Regions from separate parts of the Homo sapiens genome. Here region 2 is linked to region 1. A link is a loop called in an ENCODE intact Hi-C map of the cell type or tissue named here. Cell type or tissue: Calu3. All regions are shown on one strand.

Region 1 (8,000 bases):
CCACTTCCTAAGGTGTCAACCCCATTCTGAATGTGCCCCAACTTCAGCAAACACAAATCAAGCCAAACACACAAAAGTGAAGGAGGCCAAACACACAAAAACATACATATTGTATGATTCCATTTATATAAAATGTTCAAAAAAGGCAAATCCATGGGGACAGGAAGTAGATTATTGGTTGCCTAAGGCTGAGGGGAGGGAATGGAGAGTGACAGCAAATGGACACACGGTTTCTTTCCGGGGTGAAGGAAATAAAGGTTCTAAACTTAGATTGTAGTGATGATTGCACAATTCTGTAAGTTTACTAAAAATCATTGAATTATACATCTAAAATGGGTGAATTTCATGATATATAAATTACAGCTGAAAAAACTTTTTTTAAAAAATATAACTCAAATATTTAACAAGTATAATTCATGACATCAAAATACAGTCAGTTACTGCATAGAATCAAAGGCAAGAACTTTCTTTTATTTATTTATTATTATACTTTAAGTTTTAGGGTACATGTGCACAATGTGCAGGTTAGTTACATATGTATACATGTGCCATGCTGGTGTGCTGCACCCACCAACTCGTCATCTAGCATTAGGTATATCTCCCAATGCTATCCCTCCCCCCTCCCCCCACCCCACAACAGACCCCAGAGTGTGATGTTCCCCTTCCTGTGTCCATGTGTTCTCATTGTTCAATTCCCACCTATGAGTGAGAATATGCGGTGTTTGGTTTTTTGTTCTTGCGATAGTTTACTGAGAATGATGATTTCCAATTTCATCCATGTCCCTACAAAGGACATGAACTCATCATTTTTTATGGCTGCATGGTATTCCATGGTGTATATGTGCCACATTTTCTTAATCCAGTCTATCACTGATGGACATTTGGGTTGGTTCCAAGTCTTTGCTATTGTGAATAATGCCACAGTAAACATACATGTGCATGTGTCTTTATAGCAGTGTGATTTATAGTCCTTTGGGTACATACCCAGTAATGGGATGGCTGGGTCAAATGGTATTTCTAGTGCTAGATCCCTGAGGAATTGCCACACTGACTTCCACAATGGTTGAACTAGTTTACAGTCCCAACAACAGTGTAAAAGTGTTCCTATTTCTCCACATCCTCTCCAGCACCTGTTGTTTCCTGACTTTCTAATGACTGCCATTCTAACTGGTGTGAGATGGTATCTCATTGTGGTTTTGATTTGCATTTCTCTGATGGCCAGTGATGGTGAGCATTTTTTCATGTGTTTTTTGGCTGCATAAGTGTCTTCTTTTGAGAAGTGTCTGTTCACGTCCTTCACAAAGGCAAGAACTTTCTATGACAAAATATTCACAGTGACTATCTCTAGCAATTTCACGATAACATTTTTTTCTGTTTCTTAAGTGTATTTTATAAACTTTCTGCATTTACTAGCTGGCTTTCCTGACAACAACCATGTGGTGGCGGCTGCTGTTGTTGTTGTTTTAAATAAAAAGCATGGGTAAATTGATGTATAAGCTTGCAGTGGGGAAGACCTTTCAAAATAAGACAGAAAAGCCAATAGCCTAAAGGTGCTCTGCCAAATTTGCTGTATGAAATGTTAAAAATGCTGCTGCAGCAAAAACCAAACCAAACAAAAACAAGAACTAAACACAAAGTTAAAACACAAGACAAATTGGAGAAAACATTTATAAAATACAATGAAAGACAAAAGCCTAATTTTCTTAATTTATCAAGCTCAGCCAAATCAGTAAATGCTGAACCCAATGGAAAAATCAGCAAAGAATATGAATAAGCAATTGACAGAAAAAGGAATATTAACTGTCATTTTACATATGAAAAGATGCTCAACCTTGTTCACTTTGTGGTGAGAGTATAAACTTCTATGCTTTTTTTTTTTTTTGAGACAGAGTTTTGCTCTTGTTGCCCAGGCTGGCGTGCAATGGTGAGATCTCTGCTCACTGCAACCTCTGCCTCCCAGGTTCAAGCGATTCTCCTGCCTCAGCCACCTGAGTAGCTAGGATTACAGGCATCCACCACCACGCCTGGCTAATTTTTGTATTTTTAGTAGAGACGGGGTTTCGCCATGTTGGCCAGGCTGGTCTTGAACTCCTGACCTCAGGTGATCTGCCCACCTTGGCCTCCCAAGGTGCTGGGATTACAGGCATGAGCCACCAAGCCCGGCCAAATGTGTATGATCTTTTTTAAGGGCAATTTGACAAACTGTACCAATACCTTTTTAAAGTGTAGTTCCACATTATGCAACTTGGCACTTCCACTCCTATGAAATTACCCTGTCGATTACACCAACAAAAATATTCCAAGACAGACATAAGCATACGTTCATTGCAATGTGGTTATAGCGAGAAAACTAAACCCTGAATATCCATGAGTAAGGAAGAAGCTAAATAAATTACGCTACCTTACAAATGGAATTCTATGCACTTTTAAGAAGTATTAATTACATCTAGATGTGCCAATGTATAAATATCTCTGAGAAATAGGAAGTGAAAAAAGAAAAAAGCAGCAGAATGAATATGGAAAAAAATCTATGTTCTACAAATTTTAAAAGATAGTATACACATACATATTTTTTTCCCAGACAGTAATGGTTATCTTTGAAATGAAGGACTGCTGGAAAGAAAGTCTGTCTACTTTTCATTTGGACTTTCCCGTGCTGTTTTGCACATTTTAAGGCTGTGCCTGTAATTTTTTAAATATCCACAAAGGCTAGCTAGGAGGTGGGATTATAAACCATTTCTGTTTTCTTATTTTTTACTTATCCATATTTAAAAATAACTTAATGGATTTGTTATTTCAACAGGTTATTCTTTTCTGCTTGACCTCGAGTTACAGAGATGCAGATGAAGTCAAAGAGGATACCAGATGCAGCCAGTCTGCTGGGGAGGCACGTACGTCTGAGTGGGCCCAGCACAGCTGTTCTCCAGGGCAAGGCTTGGCCATGGCAGCTGCCCCAGCGCCCGCATTCAGCCCAACCCACCAGGTCACCCCAGTCCAGTCCGTGGTGCTCAGATCCCCAAGCAATCACAGGTCAGAGGCGGAAAGAACTACGTGAATGTGTACAGTGATATTGGGCACATGCTCTGAAGGAAGGGAAACCGAAGAACGTCAAGGGGCAGCGTTCAGAGGAGGGGAAAGAATGCAGAGTCTGGGTGTGATCCCTACCTGGACTCTCTTAGAAGCTCCACTATCCTCTTCTCTAATGATCTGTCTTCCCATTCCAGAATTTCTTACCTTAACCTACTTAGCCTGAGTTAAATAAGCATCTGCATGCAGAAATAAATAAGTGAGGGAATTTGTACTTTTCTGCAATTAGCGTGCATTATTTTTCTCATCATAACAAATCTGTTTTTAGAAAACAATAAATGACGGATATAGGCCCACCTATACGAAGTTATGCCTTCTACTGGAGTCCATAGAGAACTTCAGTCAGATCTGCTTTCTCCCACCAGGTAACCCACATTCTCCACTTGGAAAGAAGGGCAGAAGAAAGCAGGGAGATTAAGGACATGACCAGTGATGGGGGACTTTGAGGACTGGCTGCACGTTTCTCCTGGAGAAGGGATGGGGTGGAGGGTAACTTACAAGCGGAGGGGGCGAGAGAAAGGGAAGGAAATAATACTGGTGTGTGCATGCTTTTGGGTCTAGTTAACTAGATTCTCCCAATTTCTCTTCCATCAATCTTTACAGTATTTGCTATGTATTTGCACTACTCACCTCCATCCTGCTGACTTTATCATTTTCTCACGCTGAATCACGATTTGTAAATTGAGGAAGGAAGCACGGATAAGTAGGGATGGTGCCACACTACCTCTCAGGCTGGGCGCTAGAGGGCAGAAGCTTCTAGGAAATCTTCACAGGCAGACCTTCACTTCTAAAAATGCCCAAGGATCTACAACACTGGTGAACCTGGAGAACATTATCTTAAGTGAAATAAGCCAGACCCAGAAAGACAAATACTGCATATCTCACTCGTGTGGAATCTAAATAAACGTCGAGCTCACCATAACACGGAGTAGTAGTATGGTGGTTACCATGGACTGGGGGATGTTGGTTACAGGGTACAAAACTTCAGTTATAAGGTGAATAAGGTCTGGAAACCTACTTTACAGCACGGTGACTATAGTTAATAATAATGTGTTGTGGAGTACTGTGGCATGCCTCTGTAATCCCCACTACTCAGGAGGCTGAGGTAGAGGATTGCTTGAGCCCAGGAGTTTGAAACCAGCCTGGCCAATGTAGTGACATCCTATCTCTTTAAAAAAGGGGAAAAAAATGTATACGTGAAATTTGCTAAGAAAATAGATCTTAAGCATTCACACCACACACAAACAAACATGACAGATATGTGACTAGTTTGATTGTGATAATCACTTCACAATGTACACATATATCAAAACATCACATTGTACACCTTAAATGTGTACAATTTTTTTGTTTTTTGAGACAAAGTCTCACTCTGTTGCCAGGCTGGAGTGCAGTGGCACAATCTCAGCTCACTGCTATCTTGACCTCCTGGGTTCAAGCGATTCTCCTGACTCAGCCTCCCAAGTAACAGGGACTACAGGCACACACCACCACGCCCAACTAATTTTTGTATTTTTAGTAGAGACGGGGTTTCACCATGTTAGCCAGGATGGTCTCGATCTCTTGACCTCGTGATCCACCCGCCTTGGCCTCCCAAAGTGACAATTTTTTTTTTTTTTGAGACAGAGTTTTTTTGCTCTTGTTGCCCAGGCTGGTGCGCAATGGCGTGATCTCAGCTCACTATAATCTCCGCCTCCCGGGTTCAGGCGATTGTCCAGCCTCAGCCTCCCCAAGTAGCTGGAATTACAGACATGCACCACCACACCCAGTTAAATTTGTATTTTTAGTAGAGATGAGGTTTCACCATGTTGTCAGGGTGGTCTTGAATTCCTGACCTCAGGTAATCCACCTGCCTTGGCCTCCCAAAGTGCTGGGATTACAGGCGTCAGCCACTGCGCCCGGCCAAATGTGTACAATTTTTATTTGTCAATCATACTTCAGTAAAGCCAGGGTTGGGGGGTGGAGATGATTGATGAAAGAGCCTCTGAATGCAAAAACGTTTAGGAATACCTTGACCAATTAGATTTGTTTGTATTTTCTTTTTTTAATCTGTGCACAAGAGTGACATAAAAATCAGAAAAAAATCAATGTCTAGCTAATTCTAAAACAGCTCTTTCAACATGTTTACAACAAAAATTCTAAGAGATATAAAGTATTTAGTGATTTTTTTTAAAATGCCCAACGAGGGAAACACTCATCAGCCAGTCGTGGCCGCCACTAGGGTCTAACAGTCTAAAACCATGTCGTCAAGTTGCTCGCTGTTCTATCAAAGTTCTGCCTTATGATGGGAAAAAAACAGTCTATGTGACATTCAATGTTGGCCTTGTTTGGCTTGTTTGCATGGGTTATCTTATGTAGACTTGATTTCCACAAGTGCTACCTCGGGGGTCTTGGCTCCCAACTCTCTGATGATTCTTTGGCTGTGTCCTTCTGAGCAACATTTGTTTCTCTACAGGATGAATGTTGTCGGTGTTAGCGCTGAGAACCAGAGTCTATTCAGGATGGAGGGTGTATACAAAGGAGGGGGAACTGGGGCACAAAGAGAGGAAACTGGTCCCCGTTCTTTAGTTTGCTCCCCATTCCGGCCTCGTTTTAACACAAAGGCAGGCGTTGTTGACAGATGTTGTAGGGGACACAGGGAGGTCTTCCACTTCCTGGTTTCAGATTGAACTCCACGTCACCTTTATCAAAATTTGTTGAACAGCCCCCTGAGCTTTTGACCTGATCCTCGCTCTCTTTGTTGTGAGTTGCCATCTGCAGGGTCTCTGCTCCTGGTTGTGACACCTCCTTAGTCGTCTTCTGGCATCTCTCCTATGGGCACCACTACTTGCCCACAGTGGCTGTCCTAACAATATCTCTCAACATTTTAATTGTCACCTTCTAGGTTAACCCCATTTAAAAAGAGGTTTTGTTTCGATCATGCCTCTGGGATGTAATAGCTCAAACCATAGAGTTCCCTTTGCACCTGCTACCAAATCATGTGGCTCCAGGAAATTCTGCGCTTTCCCACCATTTGCTGTTAATCAGTGAACTCCAAAGTTCCTACCACTCCTGGCTGGGGGATTCAAAACAAGCCCAAGGCAAGATTCTTACACACACTGAGAACAACAGAAGAGTAATTCAGAATGAGATTTTAGGACAATAATTTTTAAAGTTACTTTTTAAATAAAATAAACAACCATGCCCGTAAAGAAGGCCACTGTAGTATTATATTAGCTAAAAACTGCACAGAAATATAGACCATTAAATGACTGGGTCCTAGCCTTGGCGCGGTGGCTCAGGCCTGTAATCCCAGCATGTTGGGAGGCCAAGGCGGGTGGATCACGAGGTCAGGAGTTCGAGACCAACCTGGCCAACATAGTGAAACCCCATCTCTACTGAAAATACAAAAAATTAGCCAGGCGTGGTGGTGGGCGCCTATAATCCCAGCTACTTGGAAGGCTGAGGCAGGAGAATCTCTTGAACCCAGGAGACAGAGGTTGCAATGAGCCGAGATTGTGCCATTGCACTTCAGCCTGGGGCGACAGTACAACATTCCGTCTTGGAAAAAAAAAAAACAAACAAAGACTGGGTCTTCAGTTAAAAGTGATCCAAATATACCTCGGACATTCAGACACCGCACTAGAATGTAACCATCACTAGGTGATCATCAGTACAGATGATGGCTGGGCCCCCAGGTTAACCAACAGTGATTTAAGTTTCCATGAGACAAAGGTTAGCTGTGCTAACTGGTTTCCAAACAAGGTAAAAAAAATACCACACTAGGAACACGCTGTATCTCAAAGAGTAAAACGATATGTCAAACCTCTCCCTCTGCATTATAAATGCCATTTGCATTACAATGGTACTACACTGTAAAGAAATGTTCTACGAAGTTTGTTAGATGAACTACATGTGCTCTGTTTCAAATCACATACTAATAAAAGTGATCTAGGCCAGGTGCAGTGGCTCATGCCTATAATTCCAGCACTTTGGGAGGCCAAGGCAGGGGTATCGCTTGAGATCAGGAGTTCAAGACCAGCCTGGCCAACATGGCAAAACCCCATTTCTACTAAAAATACAAAAAAAATTAGTTGGGTGTGGTGGTGCATGCCTGTAGTCCCAGCTACTTGGGAGGCTGAGGCAGGAGAATCACTTGAACCCTGGAGGAAGAAGCTGCAGTGAGCTGAGATTGCACCACTGCACTCCAGCCTGGGTGATACAGCCAGACTCCTTCTCAAAAAAAAAAAAAAAAAAAAGTAATGTAGTTCTTTGATATATTTGCATAATTCCCTAACTAGACTACAGCTGATTCCCCTTAAGAAATGTCTGTAGGCTCTCTATGAAAAACAGAGTTTCTTTCTTTTTTTTTTTTTGAGACAGTCTCACTCTGTTGCTCAGGCTGGAGTGCAATGGCAGGATCACCGCTCACTGCAGCTGTGACCTCCTGGGCTGAAGTGATCCTCCCACCTCAGCCTCCCAAGTAGCTGGGACTATAGGTGCAAACCACCAGTCCTGGCTAATTCTTTAATTTTGTGTAGATTGGGGTCTCGCTAAGTTACCCAGGCTGGTCTCAAACTCCTGGGCTCAAGCGATCCTCCCACCTTGGCCTCCCAAAATATTGGGATTATAGGCATAAGACAACTCACCAGGCCTAAAAATTAGTTTTTTTTAAATCCAACTTCCTACGTAAATTGTGTTACTACTTTGTAGGATGCTTACTTTTTCTTGAAGGTGTTTGATTTCCCCCATGAACCTGTCAGCATCTTGAGAGAAGGGACAATGAGTTATTTTTTTCTAATTGTACAGCTCAGCATTTTGACTAAATGAACAGCAATGCGTCTGAGGGTTGGCCTCCCGTGCTGAGGTCTTGTCAGTGGCTACCAGAGGCTATGCAAGCCCCTGCTCCAGCCAAGTGCTTCCCCTTCTCTCTC
Region 2 (8,000 bases), 360 kb after region 1:
GTATAAACTGTCTGGGAAAACTTGGTACAGCAGTGGCTCAAGACCTCAGGTATGCAAAAACACTCTGATCAGGCAGAATATTCTAATTGCTCAATTCTCAGGAGGCAGCCAACTGCCAGTCATGAAAATAGGACTTTCTTGGGAATGTGCAGGGTTTGGTAAACACAGGCCTGCTGAGTTAACTCTTACAGCAACTCTTTCTGGCATTCCTGTTATGTGCTAGCCACAGTTGTAGGCACTGGGATATAGCAGTGAACCAAATGTATAGAAATTCTTGCTCTCGAGGAAAAGCAATGCTGGTGGAAAAGCAATTTGATTTTTCTGAGCAGTAATCTTTTTCAGAGTGAGCTTGTAAATCTCACCTAAAATTCAGTCCCCAAGGGAGGTGTGGTTGCTCCTCCAAATGTTTTTAATTTTTTTTTTTTTTGAGACGGAGTCTCGTTCTGTTGCCCAGGCTGGAGTGCAGTGGCACGATCTTAGCTCATTGCAAGCTCCACCTCCCAGGTTCATGCCATTCTTCTGCCTCAGCCTCCCAAGTAACTGGGACTACAGGTGCCTGCCACCACGCCTGGCTAGTTTTTTGTATTTTTAGTAGAGTCAGGGTTTCACCATGTTAGCCAGGATGGTCTTGATCTCCCGACCTCGTGATCTGCCCGCCTTGGCTTCCCCAAATGCTGGGACTACAGGCGTGAGCCACTGCGCCTGGCCCCAAATGTTTTTAATTTATCTATTCACAAGAATATCATAATGGCTTTGACAAATTCATTGCTATTCCATTTCTGTAACATCCCCCACGTCCTGCAAACCTTTGTCTATCAACAAAGAAGTGAGGATTGAACGTATTAGTTTCTAAGCCTGCTATAACAAATTACCACAAACATGGTGACTTAAACCAACAGAAATGTATTCTCTTACAGTTCCGTAGTCCAGAAGTCCAAAATCAAAGTGTTGGCAGGGCCATGCTCCCTCTGAGGGCTTTGGGGGAGAATCCTTTGCCTCTGACCAGAAGGTAGCTCTAACAGTTTCCTTGGCTTGTGGTTGCATAACTATAATCTCTGCCTCCGTCTTAATGTGGTTTTCATCCCTGTGTCCCTGAGTCTCATGTTTCCCTCTGCCTTCCTCTTTGCTTTAGGCCCACCCTGAATCTGGGATGATCTCCTTTTGAGATGTTTAATTATAAAGATCCCTCTCCAAGTAAGATCACATTCACAGGTTCTGAAGAGGAGTAGGACATGGCCATATGTTTTTAGAGGCCACAATTCTACCCACTACGAAGATGGTTTGGCTTGCATTGTTCTTTATGAATGTATAAATGTATGTTAGTGTCCAGTGTTTGCCACATCTTTATGGTTTTAAAAACCATCTGTATAATCTTTTCTAAAATTCAGGTAGCATTTCATATCAAGCTTGCTGGCATCTCTTCCTCAAAGATCGTTAGCGCATTCTGCAGGCTGAGCGTGGTGGCTCACGCCAGTAATCCGAGCACTTTGGGATGCCAAGGCCAGAGGATTGCTTGACTTCAGGAAGTCGAGACTGCAGTGGGCTGTGATTGTGTCACTGCACTCCAGCGGGGGTGACAGAGCGAGACCCTTTCTCCAAAAAAAAAAAAAAAGATTATTAGTGAATCTGTAACCATGTCTACCTTTATTTTAGGATTCTAGATAAGCTTCTTAACTCTTATGTTCCAAATATAAGGCTCTGGGAACTGTTACGGGAGGGTCAAGAAATGGATTCCCTTGGTGTTTGGGGCAACCAGAGCCCCGAAGCTGGCCATCTCCCAGTACCCCAGTGTACCCTACAAATACTGGTATTTTCTGTATGTGTCATGATATGAAAAATGTTGGTGAGCACTGCTTTGCAATATAATTCAGCATTTGAAGACTTCAACTAACATAAAGCATTTAGGCACCCTTTCTTGTTTCTTCAAATGTCTCAGACTTCAGTTTCCTCTTATATTCCCTCATGTTCTTTTTTCTGGAATGGAAAGTTTTCTTTTTAATAGAAAAGACAGAAGAGTTGGGATTGAATGAGTCTGCATTTCCCTGTTGCTTAATAATAGAACATCTGTGGCAGTCTGTCAAATTGTCTTTTGCTTCCCGTTCCAAGCGAGCCCTGATGCATTCTAGTTGGCTCTTCTCAGGAGCCTCAGCTCACTCTACGTTTTGAACTTCCTGACCTTAATGAAAATTTTCATTTGTCATTGCTGCTCTCTGCCCTTTCCTCTTGTTTTTTTTTTAAATGTGTCCTTTGAAAATGTGAGTGTGTCTGGTTAAGGAAACAGAATGTGGACACATTAAAAACACATACACCTGTAAAATGACCTCAGAATGTTGACATTGCGGTGTGGAAATAAATACACATGAATATAATGCTAGTTCTTATGGCATATCCTGGGTATGCCAAGTTAAAGGGTAGTCAGCCAACTGGTGCTAATTGGAATACACCAGCTGTGCTGAGTTTGTGTAACATGGGAAAGTATAGTTGTGCCCTTGTTCTCTAAAAACTTCTAAGCCATTGTAGGACAGTTAAACAGACATGGGTGGCAAAAATATATGATGGGTAATGGTAATCTCCATGACCAATCATAGCATCAGCTGGTCATTTTTAGAGAATGCTTGAGAAAGGAAGAAGGGGATGGTGAGTTGGACAACAATCCAGCTGGCCCTGCCTAGACCCAGGAAATTACCCTATTTTTCCAGAACTTGTGCTATAAATTCTATGATTAAGCTGCATCGTGCATTGAAGCAGGTTTTCATGGGGTCATCTCGGAACTTGGCCACCATTTATATATATTTTTTTATGTTTAGAGACAGGGTGTCACTCTGTCACTCCTGCTGGAATGCAGTGGTGTGATCATAGCTCACTGCAGCCTCCAATTCCTGGGCCCAAGCCATCCTCCTGCCTCAGCCTCCCAAGTAGCTAAGACTATAGGGCACACCACTATGCCTGGCTCATTTTAAAATTTTTTGTAGAGTTGGGGTCTTGTTTTGTTGCCCAGGCTTGGTCTTGAACCACTGATCTCAAGAAGTCCTTTTGCCGCAGCCTCCCAAAGCACTGGGATTACAGGTGTGAGAGCCACTGTGCCCAGCCATCATGTCCCTTTTTTTTTTTTTGAGATGGAGTCTTGCCCTGTCACCAGGCTGGAGTGCAGTGGCCTGATCTCAGCTCACTACAACCTCCGCCTCCCGGGTTCAAGCGATTCTCCTCCCTCAGCCTCCTGAGTAGCTGGGACTACAGGTGCACACAACCATGCCCAGCTAACTTTTGTATTTTTAGTAGAGATGGGGTTTCACCATGTTGGCCAGGATGGTCTCGATCTTGACCTCGTGATCTGCCCTCCTTGGCCTCCCAAAGTGCTAGGATTACAGACGTGAGCCACTGCGTCCGGCCCATGTCCCATTTTTAATGTAGTGACTATACAAGTAATTTGGCTGGAAATAGTATGGGATCACATATTCATTCCTCCATTTATTCCACCAATCACTGGGTGCCTGCTGTCTGCAGACCTTGCAGATGGAGCAGTGAAGAAGATAATAGTGCTTTGCCTTTATGGAGTATACTGTACAATCTACTTTGGAGTTGAGCAATATAATTAGAAAGAATTATAAACAAATAGGGTCCTGGAGTACCATGCAGAACCTGGTCTAGATGTAGTGGTCAGGGAGGTCTCTCAGGAGGTAACATTCAGGCTAATGCTGTATTAAATGGTGCTGGTGAATGGGGCAGGGAAGAGTGAGCCAAGGAGGGAGAAAACAGCCTTGCTAACATTGTGGGGTATGAAGAGGCCTGGTGTGTTCAAGGAGCTGGAAGAAGTCTAGCAAGACTAGGACAGAAGGGAGAATGGTTGGTGCTAATACAAGAGAGACAGGCTGAGACCAGCCCTTGCCAGGTCTCATAGGCAGTAGTGAGCCTTGGGACTTTAGTCTTAAGTACATGAGAAGCCACCAAAGAATTTCATGCAAGGGCATGAGGTAATCTGATTTAAATTTTAAAACGATCACTGTAGCTCCTATGTGGTGAATCGATTATAAGGGAGCAATAGCAAGAGGCATGAGGAGACTGATGTAGGGGTTTGTTGCAGTGGTCCAGGTTCAAAATAGCGTGGCCTGGACTAGTGATCTCAAAAAAATGAATGGGCAAACCTACTCTTTCATAAGTGCAAGGCTGCCTGTAAGGAAGAAAATTCTTATGCTTTTAAGCAATGAAAGCGTCAGATGTAGCTTAACACACCTGTGTGTTGCTCAGCCCTTAGAGCTGTGTCACTGCCATTTCTCCACAGCTAGCATTGGGCCATCTTAACGTGAATCATTCACTGCCCCTGTTTCAGGAACCTTAGCCTCTTTTGTGGCCTCAGATAAGAAAGAGATAAGAAACACATAATAGAATAGTGTTCTGTAGATCAGAAGGGACCTTTGCATCCTGAGACTGAGGTACATGAAGGCCGCCCCTGAGCATATAGCGAATTGCTAATATTTATTGGGGGTGTACTGAGAGTGTTTGTTTATGTTCATTAACTCATTTATGGTCTCAATCCTCACAATTCCTGGCACCTGTCTTCATTTCACAGAGAAGCTTGAGACTTACAAGAGGTTAAGTTACTTGCCTGTAGTTAAACATTAACCTCACAGCCCCATATCTGCAATTCCAAACACCCAGAGCTCTGGAAACCACAATTTGATTGATCCCTTTTCTTTTAAGATTGGTGCAGATTTATTTGGCAGAAAAACCTGATGAAGCTTTTAAAAATCATTTTTGTTCGGCTGGGCACGGTGACTCATGCCTTTAATCCCGGCACTGTGGGAGGCTGAGGCAGGCGGATCACAAGGTCAGGAGTTCAAGACCAGCCTGGCCAATATGGTGAAATCCTGTCTTTACTAAAAATACAAAAATTAGCCGGGTGTGGTGGCATGCGCCTGTAGTTCCAGCTACTCAGGAGGCTGAGGCAGGAGAATCGCTTGAACCCGGTAGGCGGAGTTTGCAGTGAGTCGAGATTGTGCCACTACACTCCAGCCTGGGCAACAGAGCAAGACTCCGTCTCAAAAAAAAAAATTTTTTGTTCATCTCATTTGGTGTGAATATTCATAGATATTGCCACAGAAATATTAATGTGTTTAATTATGGATTACTGCCTTGGACCCTACTGGAAGTGGTCTGTAATATTCAGTATATTCAGTTTTGCCTTTTTAAAATGTAAAGACTTCTGAATTTTAAAGCTGGAACCTGACCCTAAGGATGCCAGATAAAGGATTATGGAGCTGAAGTAAGTGCCAAAGGTTGGGTTCAGACCCCAGGCTTTCTGGCTTCAACACTGTGTACATAACTTTTATACTAGAGAGAGCATAGGTGAGGTTAGGCTCTGCTCTTTGTCCTTTGAGTGACACAAGTACACTGACTCTGAGCCATCGCCAGACAGAGACATTTCTTGCAAGTTATAGTCAAATAGCTTTGATCGTTCCCCAAATTCTTGCAGCTCTCATACTGCCCCGCAATGTGGATGTAGCCCACTGCATGGTACTCCACCCGGAAATCCTCCATGCTCCAGTGCCTCTTCTTACTTTTACGCCAGACTTCCTGTTCCTGAGTAGATCAGTGTCAGATGGGTGTTAGGAAGAAAGTAATCTAGCTGAAGTAATTTAGGCTCATCAAGGTGTGAACAAACTTCTTAATATTCATACAGCCGTCTGCATTTTTAAAAGAGCATTTGTTTACCGGGCTACTCTCTCTCTAATTGGAGACAGGTTGGTTGGGCACTTCAACTAATAGATTAAAAAAGAAAGAAAATCTAAGCCGCGTAAGAGAAAATACCTAAATCACCCCATAGACGGGTTTGCTGAATCTGGTGGACTGCCTGCCTTCATCTCTCACTTTTCTTCCAAACTGTTCTTTCTTTTTCTAGCTTTTCTTCCTTCTTCCCTGCCCAGCATATAAGTTCTCAGAATCTCCATACATATCCCTCTCCCTTGTGTGGGATAGTAAGGCTAGATTAGTTGCGATAGGTTAGGCTGTGATTTGATAACAAATAGTCCCTACATCCCAGTGGTTTAAAAGACAAAAATTAATTTTTCTCATGTTACATGGCCATCGGGATTTGCAGAGGCAGGTCTCCTGTGCCACACCATCCTCACCTAGGGACCCGGGATGACGGGGTGCCACCATCTGGAGGGTGGTTAGTTGCTTTAATGAAGGAAAGGGGAGTTAATGAAGGGCTCTTAAGGGGTCCACGTGGAAGTAGGCACACACCCCCTCTGCTCGTGTTTCTTTGGCCAGGGAAAGCCACCTAGGCATTCCTAGCATCAAGTAGACGGGGAAGCGTGAGTCGCCTGTGTGCCTGGAAGTAGTGGAGGACCCAGTATTGCCTATGGGCAGTAATGCCTCCTACTGCAGAGAATATGGGGGGAAAGAAAACCGAGGAGACCACTGATGGTTTCTAAGTCAGGTCATGTATTATGAATAATGTACTGAAGTGATTCTCAAGCTATGAATAAAAATAAAAATTAGACAGTGGTGGGTCATGCTAATAGGGACTCAGCAGCTATGAAATAATGAGGCAAGAATTTTTTTTTCCCAAAAGTTTGTGTTTGATACATGCACAGATCTAGACCTCAGACCCTTTCTCAAAAAGCCATCAATAGCTACAAAACTAAGATGTTTCTGGTGAACTGTTTAAAGAGGGATGAGGACACCGAGGTATCTGTGTCTGTGCCAGAGCTACCACCAAGGGACTCTCTCCTCCCCTTGGTCTAGTCGGCCCCTCAGCCCTGGTGTCCCCACAGCCAAGGTGCAGGGGATTAGGTGTTCTCCGTGGCTGCTGATGGGGACAGCAGGAACTAGGAGAGGCCCGACATTGCTCCTTTCTTTTGTAGGCCGGTCTCTTTCCAGGGCCCAGGGGTTTCAGCCTCATAGTAGCTATCATACAGTTGGCCAAGAATTTTATTACTGTGCTGAAATCCTCTTTAAATTGCTCCATTCTCATGCTAATCTCTAGTAACAGATCGGCCAAAAACATCTATAACATCTCCAGTATTGCTAGAAATCTGACGTGCCTCGCGCCACTGCACTCCAGCCTGGCGACAGAGTGAGACCCCGTCTCAAAAAAAGAAAAAGAAATGTTCAACTTAGAGACTTGATTTAGCCATTACTTCAGTGGAGCGGGTAGGAGGGAAGAGAGGAATTACTTAAATGTTTAGAAAAGGCGGTAAATATCTTAGGGGATCTTGGAGATCTGGGAACGGTATACAGGGTTTTGTTTGTTTTTATAGGGGTTAGATATGGTCATAGTAAATAGATTAGATGTGCATGGCAGTGGAAAAGATATCGTAACTTCAAAGTAAATGTGGAATTTTTTCCAGTCATAGAATAGGAATAAGACTCTTTCTGGTGTGGATAAAATGGAAGTGGCGCACACAGAGTCCTCCGTGCTATGCCTGTGGTCTCAGTTAAGGCACTTGATGCTGTCAGCCAAGTGGGAGACAGGTTTGAAGAAAATCTGAAGCCAGGAAGGAAGATGAAGTAAATGGAAAGTGCGTCTGTTGTGATTAATAGCACAGAGCTAGGCCATACGCCTGGACCCTGACAGTGGTCCTCTGCTGTCACGTCCTCTGTTACCATCAGCACCCCAAGCCCACGGAGAGCCAGTCAGCGTCCAATGTGACAGTGGATGCCCATGATGCTGCTGATGGTATGGTCAGTAGATCCATTAGGAATAAGAGCGTTGGGTAAGCCTTGCTGTTTTTTGGACCCTGTGCCACACACTTATCACACTTTATCCAGTTATATCGTAATAACCCCCCTGTGAATTAAGTGCAGAGTTCCTCATCATCTGAAGAGTCATTTCATAGGGAGTCAGAAGCCATCATCTATGAAAACATGCAGTGACTGACTGTCTGAACCCACACACCTTAAATACAGTGGTGGGGGCTGGGGTGGGGGATGAGGAACCAGGCTAAGCAGAAGCACAGCTCCCGTTTGGAGAAGGAGAGAGCAAGTGGACTCCATTGTGG

Evidence for each region. Hi-C counts contacts between places; a loop is a spot of excess contacts. Peaks named below come from ENCODE experiments on the same cell type or tissue, not always from the same donor. Only the 100,000 strongest peaks of a DNase experiment are listed, where the experiment ranks them.
Region 2: a loop joins it to region 1, with 7 times the contacts of the local background. A loop is called at or near these places in 23 of 110 quality-filtered maps.

What each region holds. Positions count from the first base shown.
Region 1 is chr1:231,586,604-231,594,603 of GRCh38, reverse strand. All of the region lies in intron 4 of TSNAX-DISC1 (TSNAX-DISC1 readthrough (NMD candidate)), which reads right to left. LINC00582 (long intergenic non-protein coding RNA 582) reads left to right here. Exons shown (of 2, transcript NR_034037.1): 2 at 2,804-3,312. Among named protein-coding and RNA genes, the nearest start is that of LINC00582, 21 kb to the left of the region's middle. In Calu3, CTCF peaks have their summits at 3,620 and 3,826 (motif pointing right); a DNase peak (open chromatin) is centred at 3,823.
Region 2 is chr1:231,230,609-231,238,608 of GRCh38, reverse strand. The region is part of intron 2 of FSAF1 (40S small subunit processome assembly factor 1); the gene reads left to right. Among named protein-coding and RNA genes, the nearest start is that of FSAF1, 6.6 kb to the left of the region's middle. In Calu3, no CTCF peak of the experiment used is centred here; DNase peaks (open chromatin) are centred at 4,428 and 4,778.